Linked DNA regions of Homo sapiens: region 2 is linked to region 1. The links are chromatin loops, found by intact Hi-C in ENCODE. Cell type or tissue: mesothelial cell of epicardium. All regions are shown on one strand. Each heading gives the region's core, and the rest is flanking DNA. Links, peaks and the distances in the headings are about the cores only.

What was found. Peaks named below come from ENCODE experiments on the same cell type or tissue, not always from the same donor. Only the 100,000 strongest peaks of a DNase experiment are listed, where the experiment ranks them.
Region 2: a loop joins it to region 1, with 23 times the contacts of the local background. A loop is called at or near these places in 6 of 110 quality-filtered maps.

What each region holds. Positions count from the first base shown.
Region 1 is chr17:77,470,525-77,473,426 of GRCh38, forward strand. The region is part of intron 3 of SEPTIN9 (septin 9); the gene reads left to right. Among named protein-coding and RNA genes, the nearest start is that of MIR4316, 75 kb to the left of the region's middle. RefSeq lists enhancers at 240-1,439, 1,319-2,026, 1,403-1,542, 1,903-2,032, 2,027-2,732. In mesothelial cell of epicardium, for the core only: no CTCF peak of the experiment used is centred there; DNase peaks (open chromatin) are centred at 897 and 1,639.
Region 2 is chr17:77,393,657-77,396,558 of GRCh38, forward strand. All of the region lies in intron 2 of SEPTIN9 (septin 9), which reads left to right. Among named protein-coding and RNA genes, the nearest start is that of MIR4316, 1.9 kb to the right of the region's middle. RefSeq lists an enhancer at 1-141. In mesothelial cell of epicardium, for the core only: no CTCF peak of the experiment used is centred there; no DNase peak of the experiment used is centred there.

The sequences.
Region 1 (2,902 bases), core at 106-2,605:
TCTATCCACTCATCCACCAATTCACTCATCCACCTATCTACTCATCCACCCATCCATCCAGTCATTCATCCATTTGCTCATTCATCCGCCAACCCATCCATTCACCTGCCTGTTCATCCACCTACCCATCCATTCATCCATCTGTCCATCCATCCACCCACCCACTCACCCATTCACACACCCATACACCCATCCATTTATCCAACCATCCATCCCCATCCTTACTTCAGAAAGCATTTGAAGTTGCTGGGGTGTGCACTTGGAAAATGCGTCATAAGCTTTCATAGGCCTCTCTTTGGCTTCCTCACTTCTTTGATTGGTCTTTCTTTCGGACATGCAGGATTCTGAGCAGCTCTTCTGGGAGGTGGGTGCAGTCCAGGTAGGCTGCCTGCAAAGCTAGGACCGAGGGAGCCACATCCAAGGCACTGTGGGTTCCCAAGGCGATGGCACTGTGGGCCCACTGCTTCCAGACCTCCTCAACTCCCAGGCTCCTGAGCAGGAGGACTCCTGGGGCAGGGCCTGGAGACGGGAAGAGAAAACAATTCCAGTCTCTCAACTCTTGTCAGTCCAGGTGGGTGCTGCATGGATTGGGGGCACCTGGAACAGTTGGCCCCTTCACCCCTTTCCCCCACCTTTCCAGCCCCTCTGGCTATAATCAGACAGTTGTGTGCGATGTCTTTCTCCCTCCTGAAGGGGTCATTTAGTCAGGCTCCTACTCATGGCCCAGGAATGTGCCCCTCCCTGCCTGTCCCCTACCCCCAAGCAGGCCGTGCCTCCAGCCCCCTGCTGTCTCTGAAGGGCCTGGGCATGGGGCAGCCTCTGCAGCATCCCCAGGGCCCGAGCTGATCTGCACAGCAGAAGGGAATTGGGGGAAAGCTTTTTTTCTACCCAGCACCTGGCAGGGGGCCACCCTGTTGCACCCCAGAGACCCTTGTCTAAGTTTTGTTATTTCAGATGATTTCATAAGTTGGGGGAGGCGGAGCCCCAGCCCCCACAGCCCCTGTTGTTGCCTCACTGCTGAGCTCTGCTGTGTATCTGCTGACAGGTCTGCTGATAGCAGAAGGGGCTGGAGAGAGGGAAGCTCTGGGCCCTGCCCTCCCCAACCCCTGCTTAGGGGACATCCCTGATAAGAGGAAATTCCAGCCTGTGACAGATGGCCAGTGTCCACCCACCCACGGGGGAACTTTTCTTTCTCTTTGTAAGTTTGCAGATTTGCCAGGAACTAAAGGAATCTCTGGTTGACAGGCCACTGTGGACATGGCTGGAGGGCTGGCACGGGCTGGATCTTGGGGTTGCTTTGAGGTAGGGGCCGCTCCTGCTGGAAGGTTCCTTGGGGTGGGGAAGGCATCAGGGCCATTCCCTGACCCTCCCTCTGCAGTGGATCCACTTCAGAGCCTGAGACAAGGCAAGGGGGCAGCAGAAAACAGAATATAAAATAGCCCCCCCCACCACACACCGCACCAGAAGTCAGAGGATTCATCCTTGGCCTGCCCTCCCTGCAGCCTAAGTTCTGAGAGTGGCTCTTTAGGAAGTGAATGGTGATGGTTTGCAGGTCAGAGCTTGCTCTGGCCCAAGATTGATGTCTCAATAGGCCGCGGAGCCTGGGTGAAAAAACTCAGGCTAGGGAGGTGGTGGGTTGCAAATGAAAGAACAGAGGAGGGCCTCTTCCAGAAAGCGGCGGGTGGTGTGAGGAGCCCTTGGACCTTGTCCAAATTTGACTTTACCGACTGGGGCCAATTGAAACCGTGCTGGCAGAAAGGCAAAACTGCTTGAGATTCCTTCCTCCACAATAGAGGAGAGGTTTGCTTGAAAGGGTTTGGCGAGGGAAAAGCTGGAGGAACCTTGGCCGGCAGTAAAAGTGGGGACCCCCGCCCCCTGCCTCGGGGGCGCCTCGGCCCCTGAATGAATGAAAGAGGAGGCTGGATGGAGACAGACTCACACCACCTGTCCCTTCCAGGTCCTGCAAAGGAGCACACAGGGTTCTTGTTGGCTCTTCCACCTTGTTAGTCACCAAGAAGGAGAAAACACCAACAGGGGAACTGTAAAGCTGCAGTTTTGTTTAAGCCCCATAGTGGAAACCGGAAAGAGCTCCAGCTCGGAGAAAAATGCAGCTCTTTGCCTTTGCAAATCCGTGTCTTTCTCTGGGAGGCCAGAGCCATTGTGCTCGATTTCTAAGCAGGGTTTCAGAGTGTCTCAGGAGGGGAAGGCAGAGTCTCAGATTTCCGGCATCCCAGGTCCTAACCAGGCTTTGAGGAGACGCTTCCTGTCCCATACAAAGTGTGAAGTGTAATTTGATTTGGAGTTAGTTAACAAATTAGATGAGCTGTGTGCATTTTAAAAATTCAGTCCTTGATCCCCCACCCACACACATTTGCACAATTTGGTCATTTATATTCAGTGTTTCCATCTTTAGAAGAGAACAGGAAGTCCCCAGTGACATTTATGGAGTGTTTGTAGTAGCTTGGGTAGGTCAGTAGGAACACAATGCAGTGAAAAGCAGAGTTGAGATGGGAAAATATCCTGTTTTCAGAGCCCCCCAGGGATGACATTCCTTATCGTCTCTGTCCACCCGCTCTGGAGTCCACTCCGCAAACAGCAACTTGTTCTCACTTGAGAGCTTCCTCCTGCCGGAGCTCAGGGATGGAGAGCAGCTGGCCTCAGTCTTCTCCTCTTACCTCTTTGTTTCTCAGACTCATCTTCCACCTTGAATAATTGTTTTTAACCTGCTCTCCCTCTTCTCTAGCTGTAGAACCCAGAACTTTGTGTGTGTGGTCAAAAGTTTAGAGAGTGCTGCAGGTAATGCTGAGATAACCCTATTAAATTCTGTAAGTTCTCATCACACCAAGTTTGTTTGTTTTTTTTAATTCTCATTTTATTTTATTTCATTTTATAGGGATGGGGT
Region 2 (2,902 bases), core at 168-2,667, 77 kb before region 1:
TCGGCTCACCACAACCTCCGCCTCCTGGGTTCAAGCTATTCTGCCTCAGCCTCCCGAGTAGCTGGGATTACAGGCATGCACCACCACGCCTGACTATTTTTGTATTTTTAGTAGAGATGGGGTTTCTCCATTTTGGTCAGGCTGGTCTCGAACTCCTGACCTCAGGTGATCCACCCACCTCAGCCTCCCAAAGTGTTAGGATTACAGGCATGAGCCACCGCGCCTGGCCTCAGGGGCACCTTATTACCCCATCACCTCCTACAGCAGGTGACACTGAGGACACTGAGGCTCAGAGTAGACTGTGGTTATGTCACTCTCCTGTTTGGTTCTCCTGCTCTCAGCCCTGAAATAAAGAGCACGGTCCCTGTGCAGGCCCATACGTCCTGTCTCCAGCCCTGGAGCAGTCCTTAAGCTCCTTGAAGGCACACCAGGCCTTTGGGCCTCGTCCCCCAAGTCCTGGATAAATAGGAGGTGAAGGAGCCTTTGCAACTGGACCCCACTCTGCCAGCGCCAAGGCCCTGCCTGACTACCCACCCCACCCTACACAGATCAGGGACCTGTGCCAAGGTCCAGTGTCACAGGAGAGTGAAGACAAGGAGGTGCCCATGGCGTACATGCTGCTGGACTCACTCTGTAGATCCTAAGGGTTATGGGGAGTTATCTGCCAGGTGAGGTTTTCCCGTGGCTTTTTCCTGCAGGCTCAGGGTAGCATACAGGGAGGTGCTTCCCTACTCCTTGGCACCATCTGTCCGGCTTCCCTGAGCCCTGACCCTGGCTCCTAGATAGCCAGTGTTTCTTCAGGGACAGAACCTGCTTTGCTGCTGCTCAGAGGAGACCCAGTTTGACCAGGGCTAGCGTTCCTGGAACCTGAGCCTGGAATTCCACCCTGCCCTGGGCAGAGGCCACGTTGCTCCCTCCTACGAGAGCTGAGCTGCGCATGAGATTATTCTGACCTTGGGCTCTACCATTTCTTTGCATGACATTTGTCCCAGGCTGGAGCAGGGCTCTGTGGCTCGCTTGGTGTTCCCTCCCCAGACTGAGGCCTGATATGTACACCAGGAAGTGCTTGATCTGGTTTCAGGAGCTGGGAGCGGTTTGCCAGGCAGCCTGTGGTCAGAGCAGGGGCCTTAACAATGGTCCCTTGTGCGGCACATTCCTCTCTAAATAGGCCCAGGTCCAGGCTGCTCCTGTTTCGACCCCGCCATGGGCCTGGAGGGGAAAGTTTGCATCTGGAGGGTGGCCCACTGTGGCCTCTTTTTGTGTAGCAGCTGAGACCGTAGGTGCTTGAGAATAGGAGAAGCCCTGTGCCCATCCTGGGCTGTGAGATGTTTTTCCAGAGGTGGGGATGGGGATGGGCCAGCATGCAGTTACCCACACCCTCCAGCTTGTTGGCATCAAGGTCTGTGTATGTGTGTGTTTTTTTTTTTTTAATTTTGTTTTTCCAACATGGAGTCTTGCCATTTGCCCAGGCTGGTCTCGGACTCCTGGCTCAAGCGATCCTCTAGCCTCAGGTTCCCAAAGTGCTGGGATTATAGGTGTGAGCCACCATGCCCAGCCAGTACCAAGGTGTGTTTTTTAAGAGCAATATTGGCCGGGTGCAGTGGCTCACGCCTGTAATCGCAGCACTTTGGGAGGCCGAGGCAGGCGGATCATGAGGTCAGCAGATTGAGACCATCCTGGCTAACACGGTGAAATCGTGTCTCTACTAAAAATACAAAAAAATTAGCCAGACGTGGTGGCCGGGCACCTGTAGTCCCAGCTACTCGGGAGGCTGAGGCAGGAGAATGGCGTGAACCTGGGAGGTGGAGCTTGCGGTGAGCCGAGATTGCGCCACTGCACTCCAGTCTGGGCGACAGAGCGAGACTGTCTCAAAAAAAAAAAAAAAAAAGAACAATATCGATGGTTTTATTCCCTGAACATGCTAAGTGATCCCCATGTAGTATAAGCATCTCAGAAGGCAGGAAAATGTAATGAACAACACCCACCGCCATTCATTCCATCCAGAGATCGTTATTTTCTGCCCGGGTGTGAGTGTGTGTGTGCGTGCAAACTGCACATGTGTGTATGAAATGGAATTAGGATCTTTGTATACATCTTGTGTCCTGCTATTTTTACTTAATATTCTCGGCATTTCTCATCTTCAAAAATGTGATTTTAATGATGGTGCAGGCCTTTGACATATGGGTTTAGAAAATCTGCGGAAACCCGGACTGTTTCCAGGTTTTGTCAGTTTAATGCTGATGCAAATGTCCTCGTACGTAAATCTTTCTGTACTTCTGATTATTTCCTTGGGATAAATTCCCAGAAGTGGGCCAAAGCACATGAACGGTCTTCAGGCTTTTGGAGCAAGTTGAGATCGGTGGGGATTGGAGAAGGGACCCAGGGAGGCTTTTGGGAGCTTGCGAGATTGGAGTCTGGCTTTAGGGGACTTGAATTCACAGATGAAGGAGATGGCTGGCAAAGGTGGGAACCTCCTGCTCTATGGGTGGGGGGGTGACACTGCTTTACCTTCCAGTGACAGCATGGGGATCCTCCCAACATGACCTGGCTCCGCATCTTTCTGACACTGTGCACGGTCCACAGTTGTGATGCTCAGCTGGGAGCCTCTTCTGTGTCCTTCAGTTGCATTAACTCCTTGCAGACAGAGGAGGAAGCTGTCCGGTGCTCCTCCCTGCTGCGTGGGTCCTTTGAATCTGCCCAGTTGGGCCTGTGGATCTGTGCAGTCACGTACGGGGTTCTAAAATCTGCAAAATGACAAGCTCACGAACACTCTCGCTTCTGTGGGTGAATGTGGATACCCCTTGGCTGCGTCTCCCTCCACAGGGAAGATGGAGACGTGTAAAGTGACAAGGACCTGCTACCCCTGGGCAGGTTATGCCGGTTCCACTGTGAGGATGGTGGC